2 separate regions of the Mus musculus genome follow, and region 2 is linked to region 1. Evidence: chromatin loops called from intact Hi-C (ENCODE). Cell type or tissue: heart. All regions are shown on one strand. Links, peaks and the distances in the headings refer to the core of each region. The heading gives the core; the rest is flanking DNA.

The links. A loop is a pair of places that touch in the nucleus more often than their neighbours do. Peaks named below come from ENCODE experiments on the same cell type or tissue, not always from the same donor. Only the 100,000 strongest peaks of a DNase experiment are listed, where the experiment ranks them.
Region 2: a loop joins it to region 1, with 9 times the contacts of the local background. A loop is called at or near these places in 11 of 42 quality-filtered maps.

Annotation. Positions count from the first base shown.
Region 1 is chr8:70,889,209-70,904,442 of GRCm38, forward strand. Rpl18a (ribosomal protein L18A) reads right to left here and starts at 8,235. Exons shown (of 5, transcript NM_029751.4): 1 at 8,151-8,235; 2 at 6,925-7,104; 3 at 6,708-6,837; 4 at 6,392-6,501; 5 at 5,514-6,299. The coding sequence starts at 8,168. The coding sequence ends at 6,207. Mir7067 (microRNA 7067) reads right to left here and starts at 6,362; the gene lies at 6,300-6,362. It overlaps Snora68 (small nucleolar RNA, H/ACA box 68), which reads right to left and starts at 6,648; the gene lies at 6,551-6,648. It overlaps Slc5a5 (solute carrier family 5 (sodium iodide symporter), member 5), which reads right to left and starts at 3,549. Exons shown (of 15, transcript NM_053248.2): 1 at 3,097-3,549; 2 at 2,444-2,509; 3 at 2,070-2,121; 4 at 1,906-1,973; 5 at 1,009-1,163; 6 at 359-499; 7 at 132-261. The coding sequence starts at 3,453. In heart, for the core only: CTCF peaks have their summits at 4,564 (motif pointing left), 8,021 and 8,982 (motif pointing right); DNase peaks (open chromatin) are centred at 4,563, 6,563, 8,303, 9,013 and 3 weaker places; H3K4me3 peaks cover 3,426 bases; H3K27ac peaks cover 2,464 bases; H3K27me3 peaks cover 1,204 bases.
Region 2 is chr8:71,195,299-71,210,532 of GRCm38, forward strand. It overlaps Gm38415 (predicted gene, 38415), which reads right to left and starts at 11,650. Exons shown (of 5, transcript NR_131056.1): 1 at 11,428-11,650; 2 at 2,087-2,120. In heart, for the core only: CTCF peaks have their summits at 10,136 and 10,433; a DNase peak (open chromatin) is centred at 10,463.

The sequences.
Region 1 (15,234 bases), core at 4,036-12,035:
CTCACCCCCCCCCCCCAGCTTTCCTTGGACCAGCCTCTGAGCTCTCTGCATCAAAAGCCTGCAGCCTGTGCCTTCTAGAAGGAATGCTTTTCTAGCCCCACCCCACGATGGGAAAGCTGAGCAGAGCTCACCTGATCGGGGGCTGCGATGCGGCCTGTGAGGAGGGGGTCGCAGTCCTTGTAGTAGACAAACATGACAATTCCACAGCAAGCTGCACTAGCCACAATCAGGAAGAGGCCAAGCTGGTTGACAAGCAGGGCACTGGGGGATGGAGTGGCCTTAGGAGTGTGTGGGGAGGGCCAGGCTGTCCCAGCAGCCTCTGTGTGGGTCCCTCACTGCACACTCGCTGCATACTCACAGCTTGGCCTTTCTCTCCGTGTGACAGGCCACATAACGCTGCACCTGGGCTTGGTTCACACCATACATGGAGAGCCACACCAGGGAGCCACCTACTACAAATGTCCAGAAGGTGTAGCGGCTCCGAGGGTCAGGGTCAAAGCTGAGTAGGGAATGAGGCAGGTTAACAACCATGTGAGGAAAACAAAACAAAACAAAACAAAACAAAACAAAACAAAACAAAAAAACAAGAAAAAAGACCAAGCCGGGCAGTGGTGGAGCATGCCTTTAGCCTTTAACCCCGGCACTTGGGAGGAAGGAGGATTTCTGAGTTTGAGGCCAGCCTGGTTTACAGAGTGAGTTCCAGGACAGCCTGGGCTGTACAGAGAAACCCTGTCTCGAAAAACCAAAAACCAAAACCAAAACCAAAACAACAAACAACAACAAAACAAACAAACAAACTCAACAACAAAAACAACCATGTGAGGATGTCACCCTCCCCAGATCACCTATGCCTTTTCTAGATCCTAAGGGGACATTTGCAGTGAGTTTTGAAGTATGAGTAGGAGTTTTCTATGTTGAGTTTTGTTCCCCTCTGAGACACAGTGCTGGGAAGGCTGAGGGACAGAAGTGGGGCTAGCCTGGGCTGCACAGTGAGGCACCATCTCTCACTCCATCAGGTTGATCCGGGAATGGTTTTGAGCGAGACTGAGCACGTTCCAGGGGCCCCCCATGAGCATGACACCTCGAGCCAGGATCACCCAGAAGCCGACGAGCATTACCACAACCTGGAACACATCTGTCCAGACCACGGCCTTCATACCACCCTGTGTGGGAGAGGGGATACAGGTCACAAACCCGCCCAGGGCTGCTGGGGCAGGGCTGCGTGGGGAGAAGGCTGAAGAGCACCCCCAGCTCACCCTGCCTGGCTTCCTGTGGCACATCTGTGAAATATTGTGTGTTTCTATGGTCAGTCAGAGGATTAGATAAGGTAAGGGGGAACAGACGCAATGGCCCCAGGCATCCCAGCAAACAATCCAACACCCAGTATTATCATTATCCCTTTTTGTTTATTTCTGGTCCATGTAGCTCAGACTGGCCTAGAACTTACAAGCTTCCAGCCTCCCCAATGCTGCTGTGAAAGGAGCCAAGCAGCTACTTCTGATTCACAAATGTATTTCTCCCTGCCATTCATAGAAATCTGAGCCTCCATCGCCGTACATAAACAGCAACCAGAACATGCCAGTCCCTTAGGTGGCACAGCCAATCAGGGGACCAGGAGAAGACTAGGCCAGAGTCTCAGGCAGATCCAGCTGAAACCAGTTCACTGCTGGGCAGGAGCCAGGAAAGGCAGGGGGCCAGTTTTGGCACCAGAGTGACCATGGGAAGGTAAAGCTCTGTCAGGGCTGCTGGATCCAGCCGCACCTGAAGCTCACATGTCTATCAGTCTTTATGTAGGAGAGGACACGGGCACAGTTAGGCAGGCTGCGGCTACCTCAGGTGCCAGGAAGCTGGAGTGGTGCTGCCTGCCTGAGGTTTTCCGCGTGTCAGCCACCACAACCCACTTACCACGGTCGTGTACAAGGTGCAGATGATTCCTGTGGACAGGAGCGATGCCCAGATGTCCAACCCGGTCACTGCAAAACACACCCCCTGTCAGGTCTCCCTCATCCTGCCTGCTCATGTAGGGTCCAGCCTGGGCTCCTGGCCCCTCCCGCTCCCGACAGCCAGACCTTGGTTCAGGATGAGCGCAGGTGCGTAGATCACGATGCCAGTATACAGCATCTGTGGGTGGGGAGGTCGGTGATGGCAAGGGGCGGGCAAACGGGTTGGAGGCAGAAAGAAGAGAGCGCGGATCAGGCAGAAAGGGCGGAGCCAGGTTGCAAGAAGGTGTTTTTAGGTAGGATGGGGTGGAGCTAGGTGAGAGGGTGCCCATAGGCAGAATGAGGGCAGAGCTATAGGCGTGGTCCTTGTATGTCCCAGAGAAGCTTAGCTCAAGCTGGAAGGGGGCGGGGCCAGGTAGGATGAGGGGTGTGGCGTGAGGTCAGGTTGGAGCGGGCTATGATAATTGCTCGTGTGGGCGTGGCAGGGCGGGCAGCTCGCTCACCGTGGCCACCAAGTACTGCAGCGTCCCGCAGAGCCGGACCGCTCGGCTGAAGCGCAGTTCTAGGTACTGCAGAGGGAGCCAAGGGCTGGAGGTTACCGGGCAAGTGACCCCTCAGCCATCCTCACTGTTTCTACTCTGTTCCGGAGTGCCCAACTGAGCTTACAGAGTCTCTGTGTAGGTTAAGCCGGCTTGGAACTCGCAGCAATCCTCCTGCCAAAGCTTCTCTAGTACTGAGATATCACACATGGGACTTCATATTGTCGCTACACTTGTTGGACCGTTGTTTCAGGGTGCCTAGTTGCGCCCTCAGATTTGAAACTGGGGTATCCCTAGGGAGTCCAAACTGGCCTGGTACTCATGGCAATCCTCCTGCCTCAATCTCCCTAGTGCTGAAACTGCAAGTGGATGCTATTCCGTTTTCACTACAGTTGTTGAGCGTTTGGGAAATCCTACACCTCACTGCAGGCGTTTGAACTCTGTCGGGCGCCGGTGGGTGGCTGGTACGGGCACTCGCAGGGACAGGTGTCAGCGGGAGGCCACTGCCCCGAGGCTGCTGCGAGCTGTGGGGCCCGGACTGGCTCTTCCTCCTTCCTGGCCCTGCCCGGTGCCCGCGGCATCTTCCCGGAACCTTCCCATGGGACCAAGTCCCCTACCTGGTAGGTGCTGGTAAGGCCCAGGCGGTAGAAGATCGGCAAGAAGAGCAAGGCTGTGAGCAGCGAATTGAGCAACTGGCCCACGCACATCCACAGAAACTTGAGACCGTAGCGCGCTGCCTCCGCGGGGACCCCGAGCACCTGCACAGCCGACATGAAGCTAGCGGCCAGCGACAGCCCCACAGGCACTGCCGCCAGCTGCCGGCCCCCGGTGAAGAAGTCGTCGGCGCTGCGCTGGCCGCCGCGGGCCAGGCCGACCCACAGACCGATGCCCGTGGACACCAGCAGCATGGTCGCGAACACGCCGTAGTCCCAGGGGCCGAAGGTGGCCCGGGCCCCTGCCTCCGCGCCCTCCATGGAGACAGGTAACTCGGAACGGAGAGGATGCGGAGGACGTCGGGGACTCTCAGAGCGAGCGTCGTCGCAGCGCGAGTTCCTGCTGGGCCGTCGACCCACAAGCTTTTCGCGCGGCGGATTTATTGGGCTCCGGGGTCAGCGCGGCCCCGCCCCCAGCCTGGGAGGCGGGCGCGACCCGCACCCTTTCCGTCCTGGGGCGAGCGGGCCTTCAGGGGTGCGGGCAACGGGGTTGGGGGGACACTAGCGTCTCCTGACACTTTCTCCCACATCTAGGGCTTGTTCCGTGTAGAGTTGTGAACAGACAGGAAGGGCCTTGGACGGCTCAGACCTCCGCTCCCCTCTGTTCACACAGCCTGCGGGAGTTAGGAACCAGAGCTACGAGGAACCCAGGACTGGGGTTCACTTTCGGGGACTTCCGGGCCCCATAAGGAAAAACGAGACTCGAGCCTTCCCCCCAGAGAGCATCTGCCTTTCTCCGCAGCGTGGGAGAAGGAACTGTCCACCCTTGCTAACCCGGTGGGAGGCACTCAGGTTCTCTTTGGAGAATTTCTTCCTTCTGTTTAGGACTCAGTTTCCCTACCTGCACAGGGCAGTCTGGACCTATGGTTGTATGTGTGTGTATGTGTGTGTGTGTGTGTGTGTGTGTGTATGCGTGTACGCACGCGTTTGAGGCTGAGTCTCATGTAGCTCAGGCTGGTATGGAGTCCTGACCAAGGCCCACCCTACCGGCAGGAACACAAGTGTGCACTACACCTGACCTGGCTGTCCTCCCCTTTCCTGTTCTCTTCCTTTCTTTCCCACAGGCTGACCACAAAGGTGTGTCAATCCTGCCATGGCTTCCCTAGTGCTGGGATGACAAGTGAGGGTTCATTGGATACCCATTTCTCCCTTCTTGTCGCAGGTACTTTGGCATACCTGGGTCCAGAACAGAAGTTTGCTGATAGTGGCTTTCAAGGGACCCAGGGCTTGGGATGATGCAGAACTGTCACCGGGACCCTTTTCTGGAGAACTGGCCGTTTCTGGGGTGTTCAGGGTTGATTCCCTATTGAGCCACGTCTGTACTTCCCGGGTGGTCTGATAAGTAAAACTAAGGCACACGCCCCCTGGTGGCCTCATATGCTGTATACTGGCTGGACTGCCTGCCTGGAGGTGCTGGTTAGGAGGGAGGCCTGGCTAGGGCAGTCTCCTAAACCTAGGTGGCAGGCGGGCTTGAGGGCATTACTGATGAGGTTGAAAGGGCTTTTCTCTTCTTATTAGACTTTATTTTATATTTACATGTGGGTACACTGTAGCTGGCTTCAGACACACCAGAAGGCGGCACTGGATTCCATTACAGATGGTTGTGAGCCACATTGTGGTTGCTGGGAACTGAACTCAGGACCTCTGGAAGAGCAGTCAGTGCTCTTAACTGAGCCAATCTCTCCAGCCCGGGGTTTCAGGTTTTTGCAAGGCTTCAGAATGGGTAGAACTAAGATGAGATGACACATGTATTCTGAATGGGAAGAAGCACTAACGCAGGAGGGAGGGAAGAGTCTTCCCGAGGCAGCGGGACTGCCATGTTGGGACAACACTTGCAGTCATGACCTGTGCCTAGCATCAGGGAGAGCTGGGGCTGGTCGTGTGCCTACCCAATGTTTCTTTTGGTGTAGCCCTGACTGTCCTGGAACTCACCTTTTAGACCAGGATGGCCTCGAACTCAGATCTGTCTTTGCCTCCCTGAGGGCTGGGCTTAGTCTCACACCAGGTATCTTCACAAACTCCCCAAAACAAAACTTAATTATGCACGTGGGTGAAGGGGAGCTGTATATGAATTCTGGCGCCTGCAGAGGCATCTGATATCCTGGAGCAAGAGTTACAGATGTGGGCCTAATACAGGTGCTAGGGACAAAACCAGGTTAAGAGAAGGAACTTTTCATGGATTCTTCAAGGTTCCAAAGCAGCAGCCACTGGTTCTACTCTGCACAGGGAAGCAATGCAGTCTGAGGGGTCACCCATTCCTTTGATGTGGGACCAATGGACTTAATGGGAAAAAGAATCATCTATAGACCAGATGCCCTCTTATGGCTTTCACATGTTATCTTCTAAGTGCCATTCACACATTGCTATCCCTGAAAGTACTCTGGGCCATGTGTAGACATGGAAATGTCTACAAGGGGCCAGAGGCAAGTCCCTCAGAGGTAGCAATTGTAGGCAACTGCAGTAGGTTCCTCCCTGTGACAGAACAGTCCCAGGAAGCTTCAGGCCTGTGCCCTTTCAAGATTGGGCACCATGATGATGCCGTGCTGGCTGCACCCAACAAAAGGAACCCCCATGTTTCCTCCATCATTCACCAAAGCGTAACCCTGTCCCCATCTAAAGCTTGCAAGCTCACTGTGGGGCTTGGCTGGCCTCATTTCCACCTAGCTGAAGCTTAGAGCCAGCAGGATAAAAAGCTCAACCAGGTCCCCAGGCTTGGATTATAGTCATGTCTGGAATTCTTAGGCCTGAGACAGCAGCACCCTGGAGTCCAGAAACAGACTGCTACCCCTCAGTGTCACAGGCAGGGCTCAGGCTATGTCCTAGACAAATCGTAGTGGGGCTGAAGCTAATCTAAGGGGATACACACCTATGGAAAGATGCCACTGAGCAAGGCTGACAGGCAGGTGAGCAGGGCTAGCATGTTGTTAGGGACGGGACCAACTGGGACCTCTCCAGGGACATAGAAGCAAACAAGCAAGGACAGTCTCAAGTTTTTATTCAGTGGGTCTCTGTGTCTAGAAGAAGGTGTTGGGCCTCTTGGTGGTGAAGCGTGGCTTGTGCTGGCGCCGCAACACACGGTGGGGCAGTGGGAATTTGATCTTGGAGTCCTGTGGGGAGGGAAGCAATCAGTGTCCAGAGACTGTCCGTGTGCAACCACCCCCTGCAGCCCTGCGTCAGCCCCACACTCGGGGTCACTCACGTGGAACTGCTTGACAGCTGGCCGGCGGCACTTGCCAGCTGCAATCTCTTCCACCTTCATGATCTGGATGGAGTGGGCACGGGCACGGTGTCGGGCACCCATGTCTCGGTCTGTGGAAAGAAAAGAAAATCAGCCCCAGCCACCCAGAATGCCCCCACATTCTGTAGAGCCTACTGATTCACTCTGGGGGGCACTGCACAGCCCCCCAAAGGCGACGAAGCCCCTTTGCTGTGTGCACCACTATTTAAACAGCCGCTACAGGCAGCGACAGTTCTTGGGTTGGGTGCCAGAAATTGGCAGAGGGTTGGAGACTCACAGCACTGTGTGACTGCACCAGCAGTGGTCAGGTCCCTGTACTCCCGATACATGTTGTGTGTGCCACTGCGGGAGTCATAGCGCAGCCAGATGCCAAAGTTCTTCACACGCAGGGGTGACTTCTCAAACACCTGTGGGGAGTAGGGAGGACATGAGGAGTGCTGCCCTGGCTCTGATGGTACCCAGCGACCGGCATCCTGTGGGGCCCCAGACCTCACCTGTCCGCAGTACACAATTTCCCCGGATGACTTCTTCATCTTCTTCAGCTGTGACACAAAGTACCAGAAGCGGGACTTGGCCACCACATGGTTGGGTGCAAAGATTCGCATACGGTACAGTGGTGGTGTGTGGCATTTTGGGGTTGGCAAGCAGCGCCCCACCACCTTGTACTCCCGAAGCTGAAAGACATGTCAGGAGAGAAAGTTGTCTATGTGGGGGAGGGGTGTGGAGGCAGAGCCGGCCTGAGATTCAGTCCTCCCACAGGCAGGGGTGTCCAAAGTGGGCTCATACACTCGAGCCCAGTGTGAGGCAAGTCAGAAGGCTTGTGCTCCGCTACGAAGCTGCCTCAGGGTCTACATGTGGCAGGCTGCTCTGCTCTCCCTGAAACTCCAGGCCAAGATGGCAAAGGTGGCTCACGTCTTTAATCCCAGAGCAGGAAAAAGGCCATTTGTTCTACAGAGAAACTGTCTCTGGATTGGGACTAATTGACGATTCCAGACTAGCTTTTCACCAAGAGTCCGAAGGATTGTGTCCAACACACCGGGGCCAGTATGAGATCCGGCACCCTAGGCTACCGTCAGCCAGCCTTTAGAACTAGCTAAGGATGATTCTAGCGACGCTCTGCTTCGATTTCAAGTGCCGAGATAAGTGGCAGCAGGCTCGGTGTAGCCAGCGCTGGGGACAGGCCGCAAGCTTACCAAATGCTCTCTAAACCTAAGGCGGGCCGCGTGTCCACTCCAGTCTAAATAGACCAGGTTAGCTTTAAACCTCATAAGAGACTAAAACAAGCCAGCCGGGCGTGGTGTCACACGCCTTTAATCCCAGCACTCAGGAGGCAGAGGCAGGCGGATTTCTGAGTTCGAGGCCAGCTTGGTCTACAGAGTGAGTTCCAGGACAGCCAGGGCTACAGAGAAAACCCTGTCTCGAAGGAAAAAAAGACTAAAAGAACCACGGGGCTAGATTTGGCAACGAAAAGGAGTGTAACGCTGATATACACGAAAAGGCGGAGGGCCTTCCGGTGCACCCCGATCTAACCCGCTCCGTCCTCGGCCGCCCAGCACGCGGCGGCCGCCATGTTGGCCGCAAGGAGGCTGTGGGCGAGGAGAGCTGCCCGTAACCGCTGAGGGACCCTCGCGACGAACGCACCACCACCCCGGAGGACACAGCCAACCCGAGCGGCCCTGCCGCCAACGCCGCACCTTTTGCCCCGCCGCGGCCTCCTTACCGTGCCCGAGGCCTTCATGGCACTGCGCACTCGTTCACCGCCAGTCACAAAAGGAAGTGTTGTCTTTCGCGCAGGCTCTCACCATGGTCTCTGACGGAAGTCCCGCCCTCCTGATGCGGTGCTTCCATTGGGTACAGCTAGTAGCGGTCTAAGTTCTTGGCTTTTTTATTGGGTACCGATCAGCTACGTATAAGTCCCGCCTCTCTTCACGGAGACTACAGTTCCCAGAGAGCAGCGCGACGGGCCTTTGCAAGTTTCTCCCGGGACGCCCCATCGTCGTGCGCGAGGGATCCTGGGAGTCTACGCGTAATCGTGGTTCCTAGTTAGATTCCGGATTTTTAGTTCTCTCTGTCTCTCTCTTTTTTCATCTTTTTCTTCCCACTTTCTACATCATCCTTCTGTGTATCTACCCATCTATGACCCATCATCCATCTTTTTTATTTGCTTGCACCACCTTCGTGTCTGGTGCCTCGGAGGCCCGCAGAGGGCGTCAGTTCCTCAGTGCTGGAGTTAAAAGTTGTGAGGTGAATGCTGGGAATCGATCCCTGTATGTGCTCTTAGCTACTGCTGTTCTCTCTCCAGCCCCATCTATCTTTTTCTCTGTCATTAGTTTGGTTTGTTTGTTTGTTTTTTACTGTTTATTGAGATAATGTAGCCCAAACTAGCCTGTAACTCACTGTAATTCTCCTGCCTCTTCCTAGTTCTTGGGATGCTGGAGTGTGCCACCTGCCAGCCCACGTAACTATTTTCTTTATAGAATTGTATCAGAGCTGTGTCACTCTGTCTTAACTTTGTCATTTTCCTGGCCAGGTCCTGTACCTGAAGGCGACAATATCCGCCGTGTGTTTCCGCTAATGGCCACTAGGTGGCGAGCGCGTTTTTTGGCTCAGCCGCAACGCAATGCAATGCTGGGATGTGTGCTTCTAGGTCCCCCATTTCCATTGTGCTCAGGCGCATTCAAGTGTGATCCCTCAGTTTCCCCAGCCGCATTAACACTCCCCGTCCCATAAGATAGTTGTAAGATTTAGAAATTGGGCGTGGTGTTGCATGCCTGAGGTCTTACAAATGGGAGAGTGAGCCAGGAGGCTCAGGAAAGATGGCCTTGGCTACACAGAAAGATCTCATCTTACAGCCTTCCCACCCCAAAATAAACAGCTTAATAACATGTCGGTGTGCAATGGGCAGGCTAGGACACAGTCCACCTCTGCTGGAACACATTGCTCCAACCTGTGTTCTGGAGGCTGCTGAAGTGGGGTAGATACATTCTGTAAGATGCAGGACAGATGCTGGGGTGCAAGCTGTGCCCTGAGAGGGCACAGGGAAAGGAATGGAGAAACAGCTGTGTGAGGAAAAAGTTGGTATCCACAGGCCCAGCCTTAACCTTGGTCTGGGCTTTGATGTAAATTCAGAGTTTACAAGACCCTCAGCTGGGTGAACAGGACAGGTGCTGGCGGTTCAGTTTCACTTCCTGCTTTGCAGATGCCCCCCTTGGCCTCTCCTGAGTGGCGACAGGCTCTAGCCTTAACAGACCTCCTCTCCAAATGGCTCCTCTCCTAGGGGCTATGAAGAATCCCAGCAGGGCCACCTGTTGGTAAGACCTCAGGTTTCTGTCACAACAGCCCTGTCACCACAGGCTAGTGAGTATTCTGGACTTTGAGGTCCACTGACTGGCTTGTCCCCTGTGCCTTTGTTCTTCTGCAGTACACCTGTTAATCTGGGATCTCAGGCCACCTGCTTTTATCCCTCAGTCCCTAGGCAGAGATGTCCCTGCCTTAGTAACTTCAGTCCTGTGCCTTGCAGAACTAGGCAGGATATTGTAACCAGTCCTCAGACCCTAAAATGCCTTCAGACCCTAAACTACCTAGTACCCTGGGTTTCCCTTGTCTGCAACAGGCCTTACACTCTGAGGAGGAACAGACCCAGACATCTGATCCTCAGTACAAAGGACATTTATTTATCCCCCCAGGGACAAGCAGGGGTGGGGGGAGCTGCCTCTGGATTGGGCATAGCAGGTGCTTCTGCAGGAGTGGGTTTTAAGGAGAAAAAGGGAAGTCTGTGCTAGGGTGACTAGGTAAGTCCTGATTAGACAGATCAGCTAGTGTAGACAAATAATGACTTTTGATAGCTGGACCTTGGTGTTTTATTCAGGCATAAGGAAGTAGCCCTTGGTGGCTAGCTTGGGGAATGTAATCTAATGGCTCAGCAAGGGAGAGGGCAAGACCTGCTGGTACCACGTTTACCATGCTTGGGTCCTTCTCTGCGCCAGGACACCTGCCTTTCCCACTCTGCCAAGTCCACAGGGTCTACCCTCAGAGGGCCTCACCCCTCTTTTTGCTTTTTGAGACTAGGCCTCCCTATGTAGCCCAGGTTGGTCAAAGCTTGCTTTTGTTTATTTACTTATTATATGTAAGTACACTGTAGCTGTCTTCAGACACTCCAGAAGAGGGAGTCAGATCTCATTACAGATGGTTGTGAGCCACCATGTGGTTGCTGGAATTTGAACTCAGAACCTTAGGAAGAGCAGTCGGCGCTCTTAACCACTGAGCCATCTCACCAGCCCAAAGCTTTTGTTTTAAAAGTAAAGTTTTATCTTTTTTTTAAAAATATACGGCCATACAAACAAACAAACAATTTCTAAGAAATCTTGGCCCAACTCTTCTGTGACAACATGCTTTTTTTTACTACCCAGACAGGGTTTCATGTAGCCCAGGCTGGCCTTGACTCACTATGTAGTTGTTAATGCCCCTGATTGCTCTTGCCCCTACCTCACCAGTGCTGAGATGATAAGCATCTGCCACAACACCTGTCACAAATGACACTTTTTTTTGTTTGTTTTTCAAGACAGGGTTTCTCTGTATAGCCATGGCTGTCCTGGAACTCACTCTGTAGACCAGGCTGGCCTTGAACTCAGAAATCCGCCTGCCTCTGCCTCCCAAGTGCTGGGATTAAAGGCATGCGCCACCACGCCCAGCACAAATGACACTTTTAATTGATTACTTGATTTTATTATTTTGAGACAAGGTCTCACTCTGTAGGCCAGGCTAGCCTCAAGCTCAGAGTTCTGAGATCTGTCTACCTCGGCTTCCCCAATGCTCCCATTAAGGTGTGTGCCACCATGTGCAGCTTATTCAGGGACTTTAAATAATTTATTTTATTTTATTATGGGTGTTCCCTGCATGTATATATGTGCACCACTTTTGTGCCTGGTGCCCACCATACCCCTCTCCCTTTGCCACTTCCCTCTGTGGGCCTCACAGGGTAATGGAAAGACCTGGAGATGTTAAAAAAAAAAAAACAGGAGAGAAAACCAGTGACAGAGAGACTGAGGTGGGAGAGCTGGTTTGCCATGTTTGTATCTTGCTAGTGACCCTTGGTGGTGATGAACCCTGTTCTCAGGGATGTTCCCTGGCTGTGCTCATAGCACTCCTGGGGTCATGCGGTCATGTCATTCTTGTTTTCTTCATATTTACCATTGAGCAGTTGGATTCCTATTAATTTGGAAGTCCCATGGCTCAGTCCACTATGTCTCAGATGACTCAGACATGGAGTGCTGCTGCTGGCCCTGGGCACTGGGCTGTCCCCAGTCTCTTTGTCACTGGTTTTCTCTCCTGTTTTTTTTTTTTTTTTAAACATCTCCAGGTCTTTCCATTACCCTGTGAGGCCCACAGAGGGAAGTGGCAAAGGGAGAGGGGTATGGTGGGACTTGCTTGTCACCCCAACATTAGGAAGGCTGAGGCCAGAGAGATCAAGAGTTCAAGGTCAGCCTGAGCTACATAAAATGTGATCTCAAAACAAAAAGAGAAACAGAAAAGAAGCTATTCAGCTGGCTCAGCTGGCACAGGCACTTGGCATCAAGCCTGAGGACCTGAATCAGGGCACTAGATCCCACTATTGTGGAAGAGGGGAACTCTTCTTCTTACTTCTTCTTTCTTCTTCTTTTCTTCTTCTTTTTGAGACAGGGTTTCTCTGTATAGCCGTGGCTGTCCTGGAACTCACTCTGTGAGTGAAGCTGGCCTTGAACTCGGAAATCTGCCTGCCTCTGCCTCCCAAGTGCTGGGATTAAAGGCGTGTGCCATCACTGCCTGGAGAGAACTTACTTCTAAAAGTTGTCCTCTGTCGCATGCACAAGAGTGGTTGCATGAGCACACACATGCAGAGCCTATTTTACCGAGTGTGGACCCACACACTTGACATACCAGCCACTCAGGAGACTAAGACAGGAGAAATGCAAAATGAGGCCATCTTTGATAGCAAGACACACCTCGTTCCAGATGTTCTCAGTTCAGATGGAGGTTCTGAAAGGGCCTCCACACAGTTACACATGTCAAAAAATTCCTGAATAGAGGACAGGAGAGATGGCTCAGCCTTGAAGAGCACTGGTTACTTTTCCAGAAGTTCTGAGTTCAGTTTCCAGCAACCACATGGTGTGATTCACAGCTGTCTGTAATGCCATCTGTAGTGGGATCTGATGACCTCTTCTGTCATGCAGGGAAACATTCAGATAGGACACTCACATAAACCATAAATAAATCTTTAAAAAGTTACCTATGCTCATGAATTATCAAACATTAAGATTTCATTAAGAAAACAAAAAACAAACAAACAATCAAACAAAACAAACGAAAGTGAAGTAAAGCTGGGTGGTGGTGGAGCCTTTAGTCTCAGTACTCACTGGGTGGTGGTGAAGCCTGCCTTTAGTCTCAGTACTCAGGAGGCAGAGGCAGGCCAGTCTCCACATAGTGAGTTTCAGGACAGCTATGAACAAGCAGGCGTCCCGCAAAATACCGAAAACAAGCAAACCAACTGAGTATTGTTGACAGTTCCTGTGGGTCATTTGCATGTAACTGCCTCACTTAGTACCAGCTGGATATGAACAGCAGGTGTGAGGGGCTCGGCAATCAACCAGTACAGACGTGATAGTGTAGAAATAAAGAGGAGTTGGGAGGAAGAGGAAAGAGGACCTGGCCTGAGGGAATGCTGTCACAGAAGCCAGCGCTAAAGGTGGGATGGAGCTGTCTGACTGGCTTGTTAGGGAGAAAGGAAAGGCATGGGATTGGTGCCAACTGGAGGGAGCTTGGCCCAGGGCTCCCGCAGGGAACTCCAGGAGCTGCAGGAGGCTGGCGGTAAGTCTATGGTAGCTGTCAGAGCTATGGCAATGGCTCACAAAGCTCAACAGGGCTAAGCTTGGTGCCCCACATCTGCCAGCCCATGGTTGTGAGGTGGAGGTGGGAAGATTCTAAGTTCCAGGGGAGCCTCCTTTATGTCTACCTAAAAAAGACTGGCTGGGGGCATGGTTCAGAGGAAGAGTGACAGCCTAGATTCACCCAGGGAGGGGCTGGGGTTGTGCCTCAGGGGAAGTGTGACAGGCTAAGATCCCACCGGGAGGGGCTGGGGCTGGGGCCTGGCCTATCAGTGATAATTTTGGAATTTGGGTTTCTTGAAAAATGCAGAAACATAAGAAAGTGTTTTTATTTTAACCCCAGGTGTGCAGATACGGGGGCTCCTATGCACTGGCTGCAGCAGTTGGCTGTGATTTATGTCATGCTCTAGCGGAGATGTGGTTTTGCTAGCTAATAAATACTATGATAGATATAGGATAGGTGGTTGTTGTTCAAGGGGGTTGACTGCGGTTTGTTGGTTTATACTCGAAGAAACAGGGATCTCTTTCCCCTTTATCCTTCTTTCTCTCCTATGTAGTGATTGAGGGTGAAACTGGGCTATAAAGGGTGGGAAAAAGAACCCACAAAGTTGCAAAGACCAGCTATAACTCAGGGATAGGGTGCCAGCCTAGACTCCCCCAGGGAAAGTGCTGGAATGTGGCTAGGGGTGGCTGGTGATGTGGAGCCCCAGGCCTGGCTGCAGAGGCAGAGAGGGATGTCTGGCTAAACAGCTTGGGAGTGTTGCGGAATAGAAAGTCTGACTGCCTCAAGGGCTCACAGCTTCCTCCCTCCCCTCCCCCCATCCCTGTCTCCACGGGGACCAGACAGCTGCTCCATTAGCTGACTGGATCTAGGTGTGGATAGAGGTGAAGGAAGTGACCTGAGTCCCAAGTGACCACTGAGTCTTTCTCTCCAGGAGACTTGCAATCCCCACGCCTTGACTCCCAACCGTAGGGATAGGAAAAGCTCAAGGACATTTCTCTCTCTCTCTCTCTCTCTCTCTCTCTCTCTCTCTCTCTCTCTCTCTCTCTCTCTGTGTGTGTGTGTGTGTGTGTGTGTGTGTGTGTGTGTGTGTGTATTTTGCAAAACTTGAGGTCCACAAAGCCTAATGAAAACCCTTTCCCCAGCTGACTCATGGCAGAGATGTACTGTGGAGCTCCAGGCCCAGAGACCAGATAATGACATTAACACTCACTACTAATGTAAGTGGTATGCATGCAGTCTGTTGTGCCCAAAGCTGAGAGACTGAGGCAGGAGACTCATCAGTTTGAGGTCACTGTGGAATGTATAGAAGTGGAAAAAAGAGAACAGTAGAGCCTTAGGCAGCAGGAGAGCTCACAAGTCAGCCAAGGGCTCCTGGGTTCAAATCCTGAGGGACTCTGTGAACATTAGCATGAAAAGACTGAGTAAATGAATGAGTGGAAAGTGGGGGATGTGCTGTTGGCTCCATTGTGCAGAACCCTCAAGCCTCCACTGTGTCCCCTGCACAGAGCAGAACCAGAGAGTGTGACCCTGCTGGTTTTCACCAGAGCTCCAGCTCTGATGTGGTGGTAAGATTTCACCGTGCAGCCCTGGCTGGCCAAACCCTTTCTACGTAGACAAAGCTAACCACATACAGACATCTTCCTGCTTCTGCCCCCTCCCCAGTGTGCTGGAATTAGATGCATGCCAACATGCCTGTCTCTTCTTTTTTAAAGATTTCTTAGTGTCTGAGTGACTGTGCATATGAGAGCATCCATAGAGGTCAGAGGGGGTGTCAAATCCCTTGGAGCAGGAGTTCCATGAAGTTGGAACCTGTGCTATGGGTGTTGGGAATGGAATGTGAGTCCCCTGCAAGAGCAGTTAAGACCTCTTAAGATTTGAGCTATCCCTGTAGTCGCTTGTGTTGATTTTACTACCCTAGTCTTTCCTGGGACTTGCTCTAT
Region 2 (15,234 bases), core at 4,409-12,408, 310 kb after region 1:
GCTCACCAGAATAGGTAGCAGAACTGTCGTCTTGCTTCTTCCTCCATGTAACCAGAAACCTTTCCATCGCTGCCTACCAAAGAAACAAGTCCTGGATGTTGATAAGAGCCCCCACTGAAAAGTCTGCCTGCAAACCTTGACAACCCCTCCACAGCTCATGAATCCAGTAGCTGATCACACATCACCCACTCCAACCTGTCAGGAGGCAAGGAAGCACCAATTGACTTCAAGCTAAGGGACAGGGTTTCCTCCTATTAGCTCCTTTGGGCTTCTTATACATTTGGTACTAGACAAAACATAAAGTATGCAAGGGAAAACCTTATCCCATCTCAAAGGGACAGTTTTCTACCCATCTGATAACATTTGGAAACTCAATACTCTGGGATTTATGTCTGGCCAAAATCTATGCCAACCCAGGTTGTGGTTAACAGAACTCAACGACAGTCCAAAAAACAATGACATCAGGTTTGGCCTGTTCATTTGTACCCTACTGCTTACCCTTTTCCTGTAGGTTTTCCTATCCCTGCAGACCCTACCTTGACTCTACTCCAGGTCTCCCACTCTCTTACCTTCCTAAGTACCTTCCACTCCACTCCTCTTCGTCAATTTTAACCCTTGTAACACTTTCCTTCTTAGCCTTGAACCCTTGCTTTGACTTCTGAGTATTTGATTCCTATCTGCACATGGATCCAATTGTTCCTACTCCCTTAGTAGAATACTTTGGAAGTATTGCGGGAAAATCTATTTTATAGGGACTATGGTATAATTAAGAACGTGATTGTGGCATTCTTTAAAACATGTGGCACTTGCTGACTCAAGACACTAGTGAGTTGTCTGAGGCTCAAATTATATACTTTTCTCCAGATTCACAGGTTCACAGGACCCAGGGCTCTTTTCTTGTCTTTTCGAGATCAAAAGAATTTGAGAACACTTTCATTTGGATCCTTTAGGGATTATACTAAAATAAGTATTAGTATTAGAAGTACATTAGTAATTACCCTTAAAACACACCCAACTGTGATAAAATGCACCTTGTCTCCTTTGCTTCATTATCTGGCCCTCAACCTTGCTGAGGCAGGATATCTCTGCTCTGGTGGTGCCATGTTATCCTGGCTGTTATTAGTTGTATTCTCAGGTTAACCTTTAACCTTGCCTGCTTGCCAGGAAGTCAGTCAGCATCCGGTATAAGCACATCAAAGAACAATAGACAGCATCTTATCCCCTGTGTTCCATTTTCCAGCCTACAACTCTGCCTGCCTCCCCAGAGGGCTTCTGGCACTAGGGACAACAAAGTAAGAACTTGCTCCAAGCAATTGAACCCCCAAGTCACTTTAAAGCACACCCAACAGCAATAAAGAGGACCCTGTCTCTTGTGCTCCATTTTCAATTCTTCAATGCTACCTCCTTTCTCAGAGGCCTGCTCTTATCAGGGACAACTAGGTAAGAACTTGTCCCAAGCCTTCGAAAGACAAATTTCCTGAAAACACACCAAAGAGCCATAAACTGCACCTCACTTCCTGTACTCCAGTCTGATCAACAATTAGACATGCATTTCCTGAGACCAGTTGGCACCAGGGACACCAGGTTAGGGTGGTACTAGAAACCTCAAAGGCAAGATAAACACCCAAAATACCATAGGGCATGCAGAGACTAGGGGAGACACCTTACTTGACCTGAAGAACCAATAGTCACCAGAGGCCCAAACCACTCAGGCCAGAAGGCAGAATATAAATAACATGGGAAACATCATCCAAAACCTGAAAAAAATCAACACACACACACACCAAACAAAAAGCCTCACCCATCCAACAAAGGTGTGATGGTTTATATGTGCTTGGCCCAGGGAGTGGCAGGTGTGGCCTTGTTGAAGTAGATGTGTCACTGTGGATGTGGGCTTTACAATTCTAATCCTAGCTTCCTAGAAGCCACTATTCTGCTAGCAGCCTTCAGATGAAGATGTAGAACTCTCAGCTCCTCCTGCACTATGCCTTTCTGGATGTTGCCATGTTCCTGCATTGATTATAATGGACTGAACCTCTGAGCATTTAAGCCAGCCCCAATTAACTGTTGTCCTAATAAGAGTTACCTTGGTCATGGTGTCTGTTCACAGCAGTAAGACCCTAAAAAAGACAAAAGGTAAACTATGAAATTATCATCTAAAGTTATACTAACTGCAAAATCCAGATGGCTAAAGGTTAACCTGAGAACGCAGCCAATAACAGCCAGGATAACATGGCACCACCATAGCAGAGATATCCTGTTACAGCAAGCTCTGAGTACCCCAATATAACTGAAACAAATGAAAATGACCTTAAGTCAACTCTTATGCAGATAATAGAGACCTTTCAATAGGAATTGAATAAATCTTTTAAATACAGGAAAATACAATCAAATGGGAAGGAAATGAATCAAACTGTTCAAGCCCTGAAAATGCACATAGAAGATAAAAAGATAACACAAACTGAGGGAGTGCTGGGAATAAAATCCTCAGTAAGAAAACAGAAACTACAGACACAGCAACACCAACAGAATACAAGAGATGGAAGACAGAATCTCAGGTGCAAAAGGCATGACAAAAAAAAATTGATACTTTGGTCAAAGAAAATGTGAAATCTGATATCTGCCCAATCCTTTCTGAGCTCCATCTTCTAGTTCAACAACTCTACCTGTAATCCCCAGGCCCACAAGGCTGGCTGCCTACAGGGAGGCCTGCTGCCACCTTGGACAACCAGTCCCAGAAGCCTGTTACTACCAAGAACAACCAGGCCAGCCAACACCAGAAATAACCATATGGCTAAAGGCAAGCACAGGAACACAACCAACAAAGTCAGTCTAATATGGCATCATCAGAACTCACCTCTGATTTTCAAACACTCCTGAAGAGCAAGGCCTTGAATCTCCTTAAATGACCTTTAATTTCATCTTATGAAGATGATAGAAACCATTAAAGAAGTAAATAAATCTCTTAAAGACATAAAGTAAAATACAATGACTATGTAGAGGCCTTTTAAGAGGAAGCATTTCCCTTTAGAAATACAGGAAAATATATTCAAACAGTTGGGGGAAATGAATAAAACTGTTCAAAACCTGAAAAATGAAATAAAAGCAATAAGGAAAAAACAATGTGGCAACCCTGAAGATGGAAAACTTAGGAAAGAAAAGAGAAACTACAGGCACAAGCATCACCAACAGAATATAAGAGATGGAAGAGAAATCTCAGGCATACACTATACAATAGAAGAAATTAATACATTGTAGAAGAAAATGCCAAATCTAAAAAGTTTCTCACACAAAACTTTTGGAAATTTGGGACCAAACTTATACAAGAACCAAACTTAAGAATAATAGGAATAGAAGAGGGAGAAGACTCCCAGTTAAAAATCCCAGAAAACTTCAACAAAATCATGAAAGAAAACTTCCATTACCTAAAAAAAGAGATGGCTGTATATGTATAAAAGCTTACAGAACACCAATAGACTGAACCCCAAAAGAAAATCCTCCAGCCATGTAATAAAACACAAAATCTACAGAACAAAGAAAGGATCTTAAAAGCTTCAAGGGGGAAAGGCCAAGTGCGATACATAAAGGCAGATGTATCAGAATTGCTCCTTCTCAACAGACACTAAAAGCCAGAATGACAGGCCTCCTCAGATGTCTTGCAGACAAAATGCCACCTCAGGATACTATACCCAGCTTAACTTCCAATCACCATAGATAGAGAAAACTAGACATTCCATAACAAAACCAAATTTAAATGGTATCTATCCACAAATCTAGCCCAACATAAAATATTAGAAGGAAAATTCCAATCCAATACAGTGAACCACACCCAAGAAAACACAGGAAATATATCGTGTCATGCCAGCAAAAACAAAGGAATTAAAACAGACACATACATACACACCACACACAAACACACACACACTATTGACAATATTAGTAAATAGTGACCATTGATTATTAATATATCTCAATAACATTGGACTCAATTCCCCTATAAAAAGATCTACCACACCAAAATACTATAATGTATGTATGTGTAATATACATACATATATATATATATGTACATATATATATACACACACAAATGTAAAGAAAATGGAATATGTGTAGTATAGGAGTCAAAAGACAGTCAATGCATAAAAACAAAAGAGAGACATCTTTCACAATGGCAACACTAAGCTAATGTGTAATTCTTCTTCCTGACTCTCAAATATTGGCAGGTAACAGAAGAAAAAGTTGTCATGGTGTCATGTGCCTAACTACCTGCTTTTTTATTAAACTAATAAAATTTATTATAAAATCAACATTTTAAAGTCATCAAAATAATTTATAATATTGAAATTCCTCTTAAATATAAATGATGTCTTCTGAAGCTAAAAATAAAACACACTCAACCACTTTTAAAATTTATTTGGAACATTAAACATGATAGAATTAGAAAAAAATCTCTTTTTTAATTGGATATTTTCTATATTTACATTTCAAATGTTATCCCCTTTCCCAGTTTTCATCCCTCCCGGAAACACGCTATCACATTATCCCTCCCCCTGTTTCTATGAGGGTGTTACACCCACCCACTCCCACCTCCCCACCCTCAATTCCCCTATACTGGCATCTATCGAGTCTTCATAGGACCAAGGACCTCTCCTTCCATTGATGCATGACAAGGCCATCCTCTGCTATGAATATAGCTGAAGACATGTGTACTGCTTTGTTGATGGCTTAGTCCTTGTGAGTTCTGAGGGGCTGGGGGGGTCTGGTTGGTTAATATTATTGTTCTTCCTATGGGGTTGCAAACTCCTTCAACTCCTTCAGTCCCTTCTCTAACTCCTCTATTAGGGACCCCATGCTCAGTCCAATGGTTGGCTGCTAACATCTGCCTCTGTTTTTGTAAAGCTCTGGTAGGTCCTCTCAGGAGACAGCCATATCAGGCTCCTTTCAGCATGTGCTTCTTGGTATCCACAATAGTGTCTGTGTTTGGTAACTGTATATGGGATGAATCCCCAGGTAGGACAGTCTCTGGGTGGTCTTTCCTTTAGACTCTGCTCTACACTTTATCTCCATATTTGCTCCTGTAAGAATTTGGTTCTCCTAAGTTTCATGTGGTCTATGAATTGTACCCTGGTTATTTTTAGCTTTTGGGCTAGTATTTACTTATCAGTGAGTGCATACCATGTGTTTTCTTTTGCATTTGGGTTACCTCACTCAGGATGATATTTTCTAGTTCTATCGATTTGCCTAAGAACTTCATGAAATCATCTTTTTTAATAGTTGAGTAGTACTCCATTGTGTAAATGTACCACATTTTCTGTATCCATTCCTCTTTTGAAGGACATCTGGGTTCTTTCTAGGTCCTGACTATTATAAATAAGGCTGCTATGAACACAGTAGAACATGTGTCCTTATTACATGTTGGAGCATCTTCTGGGTATATGCCCAGGAGTGGTATAGCTGGGTCCTCAGGTAATACTGAGTCCAATTTTCTGAGGAACCACCAAACTGATTTCAAGAGGGGTTGTACCAGCTTGCATTCCCACCAGCAATGGAGGAGTGTTACTCTTTCTCCACATCCTCGCCAGCATCTGGCTGTCACCTAAGTTTTTGATCTTAGCCATTCTGACTGGTATGAGGTGGAATCTCGGGGTTGTTTTGATTTGCATTTCCCTGATGACTATGTATGTTGAACACTTCTCTAGGTGCTACTCAGCCATTCAATATTCCTCAGTTGACAATTCTTTGTTTAGCTCTTTACCCCATTTTTTAATAGGGTTATTTGGTTCTCTAGAGTCTAACTTCTTGAGTTCTTTGTATATATTGGATATTTACCCTCTTTCAGATGTAGGGTCAGTAAATCTTTTCCCAATCTGTTGGTTGCCATTTTGTCTTATTGACAGTGTCCTTTGCCTTACAGAAGCTTTGGGATTTTATGAGGTCCCATTTGTCAATTCTTGATCTTACAGCACAAGCCATTGGTGTTCTGTTCAGGAATTTGGCCCTGGTGCCCTGTTAAACTATAGACCAGGCCTGTCAGAAAGCCAGATAGGCTATCCACAGACTGCCTGCCCTTCTGTTTCCCTAGACCCAATTCCAGAGTCTTGTCCCAAGCACTGCAACAGAGCACCAGTTTCAGCCTTCCTGAGCCCTGCCCATATTTCCTGTGGATTCCAAGGGATATCTTATAAGTTCCTTTCCACCATTCATTTTGTTGTATCCCAGATGCTAACTTCAGCAGGTACCCTTACTAACCCAAGGGCTGCTGTTCTCAGAGCAACATGTAGTCTGAAGGCAGACCCATACTGCTCCTACTGTTTCTGAAATCCAACCCACCCACATCCCCACCTCTGTAGCTAGAAACCTGTGGGACTGTGAAAGGCAGCCTGTTTTCTGGTCAAGCGAGACTTACTCTGGAGACCCAATAGAAACTCTACAAGGGATGGAACAGTGAGCCATGCTCCCAGACACATAGGTGCCTGACACCATAGAGCCCCCAACTCCATAATCCTGTGACTATAAGTCATGCAGACAATGTCCCAAGCTCCTGGCATTCTGGCTAGACTACACCCCCACAGTTACCTGACAATAGCCAGGTATGCTCCTCCCTACAGTTACTTGGCAACAACAAGGTAGCCCAGTCCACTATAAAAGGAACTGCTAGGCCCCTCCTTGCTCTCTTAAGCTCTTACCTCTCATTCTTATCTCTAGCTCACTTTCTCTCCCTCCCTTTCCCCTTCTCTCCACATGGCCATAGCCAGTCTTTCTCTCTTTCTCCCTGCCTTTCTACAATAAAGCTCTAAAACCATAGACTGTCTCTGTTCATCAAGATCCACCATGCTTGAGCAATGGAATAGGCTTTCCTCTAAAGAGCCGTGTCTAACCTTCTGCCAGAAGGCCTTCCTGCACTCCAGCCACGGACTGGACTAAGTAAGGACTCTCACCCAAGTGGGAACCACCTAGCACTCCCTCTCCCCCTTTCGGCCCAGGGGCTGGCTGAGCTGCCCCTGGGGCCCCCACTTTGTTCTCAGTGCTTCCTCAACATACAGCAACATCTGGGATGTTGGAGACTGAGAAACTGTTATCTCTGGCCTTTGTGAGGCCCAGAGACCTTGGACTGCTCCCTGTCCATCCACCCAACCCTGGCCCGCCCCCCGAAAGGGTTCTGTGGCTTCACACAGCCAGAAACCCACCTGGGGCTGCGTGGAGAGCACGTGGCAGTCCTCCACATCTGCCTGCCCAGAGCACCAGAACTCTGGCGGGATGCGGGTTCTCTCCCATCCTTTTTATTCCCCCATGCCTGCTGCCCTGCAGAAACCTACTGTGGTCTCTCTTTCCACTCTGAATTCTTTATGAATGGATCACAAAGACCCATTCCTCTAACTTTTCTTCCTCTAAATCATGCCAACTACCCATCATCTGACACAAGTAGGAATTTCCTGTGAACACATCAATGAACAAATAAAACAGGTCAACTCACTCTCTGAAAATCCAGAGAGGAAACAGACACCAAGTGTCTTAGTTAGGGTTTTACTGCTGTAAACAGACACCATGACCAAAGCAAGTCTTAAAAAAAAAACAACAACAACAACAACATTTGATTGGGGCTAGCTTACAGGTTCAGAGGTTCAGTCCATTATCATCAAGGTGGGAGCATGGCAGCATCCAGGCTGTCATGGTGCAGGCAAAGCTGAGAGTTCTACGTCTTCATCCAAAGCTGCTAGTGGAAGACTGACTTCCAGGCAACTAGGGTGAGGATTTTATGCCCACACCCACAGTGACACACCTACTCCAACAGGTCACACCTTTCCAACAAGGCCACACCTCCAAATGGTGCCACTCCCTGGCCCAAGAATATACTAACCATCACATTCCACTCCCTGGCCCCCTCAGACTTTTCAAACACATGAGTCTATGGGGGGGCCATACTTAAACATAGCATGATGCAAAATGCACTTAGTCCAACTTTCAAAGTCCTCATAGTATATAGCAATCTCAACAATGTTAAAAGTCCAAAGTTCAAGGTCTCTCCTGAGAGTCATCCAATCACTTAACTGTAATCCCCAAAGAAAGACAGGAATCTAGCTGGGCAAATTCCAAACTCTGCATCTCCATGGCTGATGTCAAAGCTGTCTTCAGATCTCCACTCCTTTTTCATCTTTGTTAACTACAACAAACTGCTTTCTCCTGGGCTGGTTCCACTCCCTGTTAGCAGCTTTCCCCAGCATGTATCCCATGGCTCTTGCATCTTTAACATCTTTGAGTCTCCAAGGCAGTTTCAATGTTACAGCTTCTTGTTTCAGTGTCTGGGATTCCACTTGATCTTTTGGGTTCCTCCTAAGGGCTGGCATCACTTCTCTAGCTCTGCACTCTGTAGTACTCTAAGCTCAGGTTGATCCACTTCACTATGGCTGCTGTTCTTGGTGATCATTCCATGATACTGGCACCTCCAATACACTAGGGTGTTCCACTCCAACTAGGCTTCACCAATAGCCTTTCATAGGCTCTCTTCATGGTCCCAAGCCTCAAATCTTTTGCATGACCCCTTCAGTCCTGGGCCATCAACTTCAGCTGAGGCTACACTGAAAGACCTCTGAAGGGAGACCCTCACTCAAGTCTCGGGATAATAGCAGACCCCCAAGTACTCATGAGAGACCAAGCTTGATGCAAACCACACGAGGCTTTATTCGGGGAAAGCCAGAGCTCTGGGGACGACTCATATCCCATGCAGGGGTAGAGGAGTCGACCCCGAGGGGGAAGGGGTCCCAGTTTCTTCTGTAAGGATGTCCGCACAGCAGTAAACAGGTGAGGAGTCATCCGTTTCAGGCAGGAAGGTAGCAGGATTGAGGATAGCAGGAGGAGCAAACATGACCCATTCAGTCAGCAACAGACTCTGGTAGTGAGTGGGTCATCCAGGCGTTTGTCATCCATTGGTCTGGGGGCTGGTGGATAATGCTTTCAAGAGTGGGGGGCTACCACAGTTATTTGCTGTCCCAAAGTTAATTTGTCAGCATCCTTAATGAGTAAGGCTACTGCAGCAACAGTCTTTAAACACGTGGGCCATCCGCTGGCCACTGGGTCCAACTTTTTAAATATGTCACGGGCCCCTTCTATAGCCCTAGAACCTGAGTAAAAACTCCTCTGGCCACCCCTGCCCTCTCATCAACATAGAGGATAAAGAGTTTGGTTAGATCTGGCAATGCCAAGGCTGGCACAGTCAACAGGGCCTCTTTAATATTTTCAAAGGCTCTCTGATGTTCTGATGACCATCAGAATTCTCCATTTTTTTTGGTCAGGGGGTACCAGGGGGCAGCCATTGTGGTAAACCCAGGTATCCAAAGTCTGTAGAACCCAGCGGTGCCCAAGAATTCTCTCACCTATCTTGGAGTAGCCAGTGCTGGTATTTGAGTCACAGTCCTTTTTCCTTGCAATAGGCACAGTGGTCCTTCTCTAAAGTCTTCTGGACAGATCTTTTTTTTTTCCAGGTCTAGGTTCCCTGTTACCCAAGTACCCTGTCTGCCTATTCTCTGGCCTATTCTCTCTTTTATGTTCCCCTACTACTGCGGCCAAAATCCTGCTTAAATTCCTCTCCTGTCTTCTATACCTCTTATTCTCCCTCTCTTCTTCTTCACACTTTTCCCTCTCTTTCTTCTCTTCCTCTGTCTTTCTCTTGGGATACACCTTTTCTGCCACCTTGACTAAATCTTGTAAAGCCATGGCATGTAATCCTTCTAGTCTCTGTAACTTCCTCTTAATATCTGATGCTGATTGCCCTATAAAAGCCATAGCAACTGAGGCTTGTTGACACTCAGAGGCCGGGTCAAAAGGAGTATAGCATCTATAAGCTTCCATCAATCTTTCCAGAAAAACAGACATGGGCTCTGTAGGGCCCTGCATCACCTCTCTTACCTTAGCCAAATTGGTGGGGCGTCTCGTCGCTCCCTTTAGACCTGTGACCAGAGCCCGATGGTAAACTGCCAACCTCCCCCTACCTTGAGCCATGTTGTAGTTCCAATCTGGCCAGTCCAGAGGGAACCCAGCGTTAATCTCATTAGGTAGGTTGGTTGGGACTCCATTCACTCCAGGAACATTTTTCTGAGCCTCCCCAGGAGAATGCGCTCTTTTTCTTCAGTGGTAAACAGAACCTGGAGGAGCTGCTGACAATCATCTTAAGTGGGTTGATGAGAAAACATAAGAGACTCCGGCCATCAGGCTGGCCAGATTCTCAGAAAAGGAGACATGGTAGGGTCTGCAGAGATTGTGGGTCCGAGGGCAGGTCGGCTACAGCTCGCAAAGGAAAAGCAGAAGTGGTGTCAGGAGCGCCATCTGCTGGGGGACTCTGGGCTCGTCGGCTCTGGGTCCCAGTCACAGATCTTCTGGCGTGCCACCAGTGGTCTTAGGGCTGCTGAGAAGCAGGACCCAGTCGGGGTAGAAGGTAGGGTGGAGTGGAAGGAGCTTGGGGGGAGCTGTGGGTTGAAGAGGAGGCTCCGTTTTGGGAGGAACCTTTTGGTTTCACTTTTGTTCAGGCTCGGGGAGCAGGAGCAGTTGGAGGAGGAGCTGGCACTGAGGACATGGGAGCCCCATGCACCTTCTCACTGCAGGGCCAGAAAGCGCACTGGTCCAGGCAGGGTCCACACTGCCACTGCCTCTGCTGCCACCACTGCTGTGCTTACTGCTTCTTAGGGCAGAAAGAGAGGGAGCTGTGCTCCTCACCCACCCGCATGCATGAGAGGGGGGGGTGCTCCGAGACGCTCGGGGAATCCATGGTTTGATTTATGGCAGTGAATTCTATACATAAAGCCAGTGACAATGTAATAGTACAAGGAGGTTATGTTCTAGTTCCTAGTTCTAGGTCCGCTCTGAAAAACAATGGCTTTAACTTCAAAGATATGAGTCAAATCAAAAGTCCTCTCTGGTGGCCATTCTACATCAAAAGCCGGCCACTCGGAGGCGCAAAAAGTCTGCCAAGGTCCCTTCTTAATTTCTACTGAAAGATTATGGGCCCTTGATCTAACTTCAGTCCAGTGGTCTAAAGTCAAACTTGGGGGGGGGGTCGTTAAAGTCTGTCCTATTGTCCAATATCATGGAAAACACGAAACAGACTCAAAAAACACATACACACTGGGAAATGCCCATCTTCTAACGGACAGACAAAACCAATTCAGAAATGCAAAAGGTCGGGGAAGTGCGTAAGTCCTCCAGTCTAGGAAGACTACCAACTCTTCACTCCCCACCCCAGACTGGAGTCCTTCCCCTCGCTCGGGGCATCCCCCAGAGTGGCACAGCCAGTGATTCCAGCACGTCTGCTGTTCACACTCCATGCCTCACCCTGAGGAGTGGGTCTCCGTTTCTCACAAAACATCGCAGCTGCAAATTTCAGCACTGAACCTCGCCAGCTCACAGAATTATTTTTAGACAAAAAAATCTCACCTCCAAGTGGGTCTTCGGAGATATGGGTGGTCGCACCAATCCTGGATGAGCCCCCAATGAAAGACCAATGAAAGGGAGACCCTCACTCAAGTCTCAGGATAATAGCAGACCCCGAAGAACCCACGAGAGACCAAGCTTGATGCAAACCACTCGAGGCTTTATTCAGGGAAAGCCAGAGCTCTGGGGATGACTCATATCCCATGCAGGGGTAAAGGAGTTGACCCTGAGGGGAAAGGGGTGCCAGTTTTTAAGGCCCTCAGGGGGGGAAAGAAGAAGGGGGGAGTAGGGGATTTCCAGATCTAAGCAATGTAAAATGATTGATTTCTCAAGAAATGGGTATGGGAGGGAAACAAGGAAAGAGTCTAATGCTGGTGCAGTAACTCCGGATTGGCCCCAGCTGTGGTTGCTGGGGAGATTTTCTGATTCTATCCCAATATCACAAACATCTGGCAGTGAGGTGCATCAGTGGGCACATACCTGGGTTCAAGGAACGGTCAGGACATTGGCAGACACACAGTTTCAAGGAGTGGCCAGAGCATTGTGCACCTCTATTTTTCTAAATCAGTGAAGCTACTTCTACTAACAATGAAATCTATTTTGCCACTTTCAGGGCTTCTATGACCTTTTACATTCTGTCAGGATCTTTCAACACCTTCTCCAATGGCCTTTCATGACCTCTCACAATGCCAAGCCTCAGCTGTTCTTCATGACACCTTCATGCCTTCAAAACCAGTACCACCTGGGTGACTATTACACATTACCAAGTCCAGCCGCAGCTTGAGGTACAACCTTGGCTATCTCTGGAACACAACTTCTTTGTGCCCCCAGAAAACAATTTCCAGAAGATTTCACCTCAATGATGATGGTCTGTTCTTAATCATTGCTAATTTCTTAGCTCCAGCTAACCAGCATCAATTGTCCCAATAGTTCCTTCCATTCTTAACTCTAAAGCCAAAGCCACATGGCTGAGCTGCTGAGTTCTGCTGCTTGCAGGAACTAGAACATAACCTCCTTGTACTATTACATTGTCACTGGCTTTATGTTTTCCAAATCCTTCACTGCCTAAGCTTGGCTGTCCTGGATCTTGCTCTGTAGATTGACCTTGAACGCAGAGATCAGCATGCCTGTCTCCTGGGATTAAAGGTGTGTACCACCAGGCCTGAATCTAAATTTAGCTGGGTAGGAACTTGCCCTAAAGTTCCACTCCCTTAATCTGTTATTTCCCAGAACACAGGATTTTGCTCCATTTCACTTCCTGGTACCTCTTTAATAGTTGAACCATATATTTTATATTTCTCCTTTCTAAGTTTGCTCTGCTTGTTCAAACTTCTCTTCATAAGACTTAACCAGAAAACAAAGTCTCTGCTGGGCTTTTTGAAACTTCCTTTGTCAATGCAATTAATCTGAGTCTCTTCACTTTAGTCTTGGGCAGACTTTTCAGACAAGGGCAAAAGGTAGCCACATTCTTCACCAAAATAACACAAAAACAGTCTTTATGCCACATTCTGAAATTCTTCTCGTTTGAAATCTTTTGGGCCAGGTTCAAATTACAGTTCAAATTACTCCCAGCAACAAAGTCTTCCATATTCCTACTAGGATGATCCATTAATCCCCATTTAAAGCAATCCACTGCTTTCCAAATCCAAAGTCCCAAAATCCACATTCTTTCAAATACAAGCATGGTCAGGCCTATCACAGCAATACCCCAGTCCCTGGTACTAACTTGTCTTAGTCAGGGTTTCTATTCCTGTACAAACATCATGACCAAGAAGCAAGTCTTATAAAAAACAATATTTAATTGGGGCTAGTGTACAGGTTCAGAGGTTCAGTCCATTATCATCAAGGTGGGAGCATGGCAGCATCCAGGCTGTCATGGTGCAGGCAGAGCTGAGAGTTCTACGTCTTCATCCAAAGGCTGCTAGTGGAAGACTGACTTCCAGGCAACTAGGGTGAGAATCTTATGCCCACACCCACAGTGACACACCTACTCCAACCAGGTCACACCTATTCCAACAAGGCCACACCTCCAAATGGTGCAACTCCCTGGCCCAAGAATATACTAACCATCACACTAAGTAACAAAATATCCACTAAACCAAGGCAAATCAAGAATTCAGCACCTAGACCTGAAATCACTCCGAACCTAGATTCCTAGATGACAGCATAAGAACATAATCAATAACAGGCAAGGCAATATTTCATCACCTATCCTACCTATAGCTATCCTACCACAGCAGGCCCTGATTATTCCAATGTAACTGAAGAAGAAAAAAAGATCTGAAAACCAAATATAAGAAGATAATAGAACTTAAAAGAAGTGCTTAAATCCCCTTTTAAATTTTTCAGTAAAACACAAACTAACAAGTCGAGGAAATGGATAAATCCTTCAAAGAAAGCCGGGGAAACAGAAACAATTGAGGAAAATGAATAAATCCCTTAAAGAAAACTGAGAAAAAATGAACAGATGAAGAAAAGAAGGAAAACTGTTCAAGACCTGAAAATGGAAATACAACAATAAAGAAAGCAGAAATAGAAGGAATACTGGAAATGAAACATTTACAAATGTGAACAGGAATTACTAAGGCAAGCTTCAACACAACACAAGAGATGGAAGAGAGAATCATAGCCATTGAAGATATGATAGAACTGGATACCTTAATCAAAGAAAATGTTACGTCTGAAAATCTGTAACATAAAACATCCAGGAAATCTATGGCGGTATAAAAAGACCAACATAGAAATAATAGGAATAGAGGAAAAAGAAGAATCCATGCTCAAAAGCCCAGGTATTTTCAATAGAATCATGGAAGAAAATATTCCTAACCTACAGAGTGAGATGCCCAGAAAGGTGCAAAAAGCACAGAGAACACCAATAGATTGGACCAGGAAAAAAAAATCCCCAGCCACATAAAGATTAAAATACTAAGTATACAGAGCAAAGAAAGAATATTAAAAGTTGCAAAATAAAAAGACCAAGTAACATGCAAAGATAGACCTGTGAGAATTATACCTCACTTCTCAGTGGGGACACTAGAAGCTAGAAGGGTGGACAGCTGTGCTACAGACTCTAAGAGGCCACAGGTAGCAACCCAGATTACTGCCACACTGTCAATGACTATAGTACAACTATAGTAAAACTCATCACCAAAGATGTTGTAAATAATAAAGTAAAATTTAAACATTATTGATCTATAAATCCAGTCCTACAGAAGATGTTTCAAGAAAAATCAAAGCTAACTCCACTCATAAGTATACAGGGAGTAAATAAGATCACATCAGCAAAAACAAAGAATGAAAATGCTTGCATGTACACACACACATGCAGAGACCACAACCACCACCACCATTACCACCACCAACACTGATCATTGATATCTCTCAATTACAATTGACCCAATATCCTAATGAAATGACACAGATTATCAAAATAGATTGGAAAATAGGACCCATCCTTCTGCCAAATACAAGAAAAACATCTCAATATTAAGCTTATACATTATCTCTGAATAAAGTGTTAGAAAAAGATATTCCAAACAAATATACCTAAAGAAGCAAGCTGGTACAGCCATTTTTAATATCTAACAAAATAGACTTCAAACCAAAATGAATCAAAAGAGATGTGAAAAGACACCCCATACTCTTCAAAGGAAACAAAATCAACTAACTTCACATTTTCAGTCTTAAAATCTATGCCATAAATACAAGGACACCCACTCTTGTAAAAGAAGAAGAGGAGAAGGAGGAGAAGGAGGAGGAGGAAGAAGGGAAAGAAAAAAACCCACCACTAAAGTATAAATCCTATTTTAA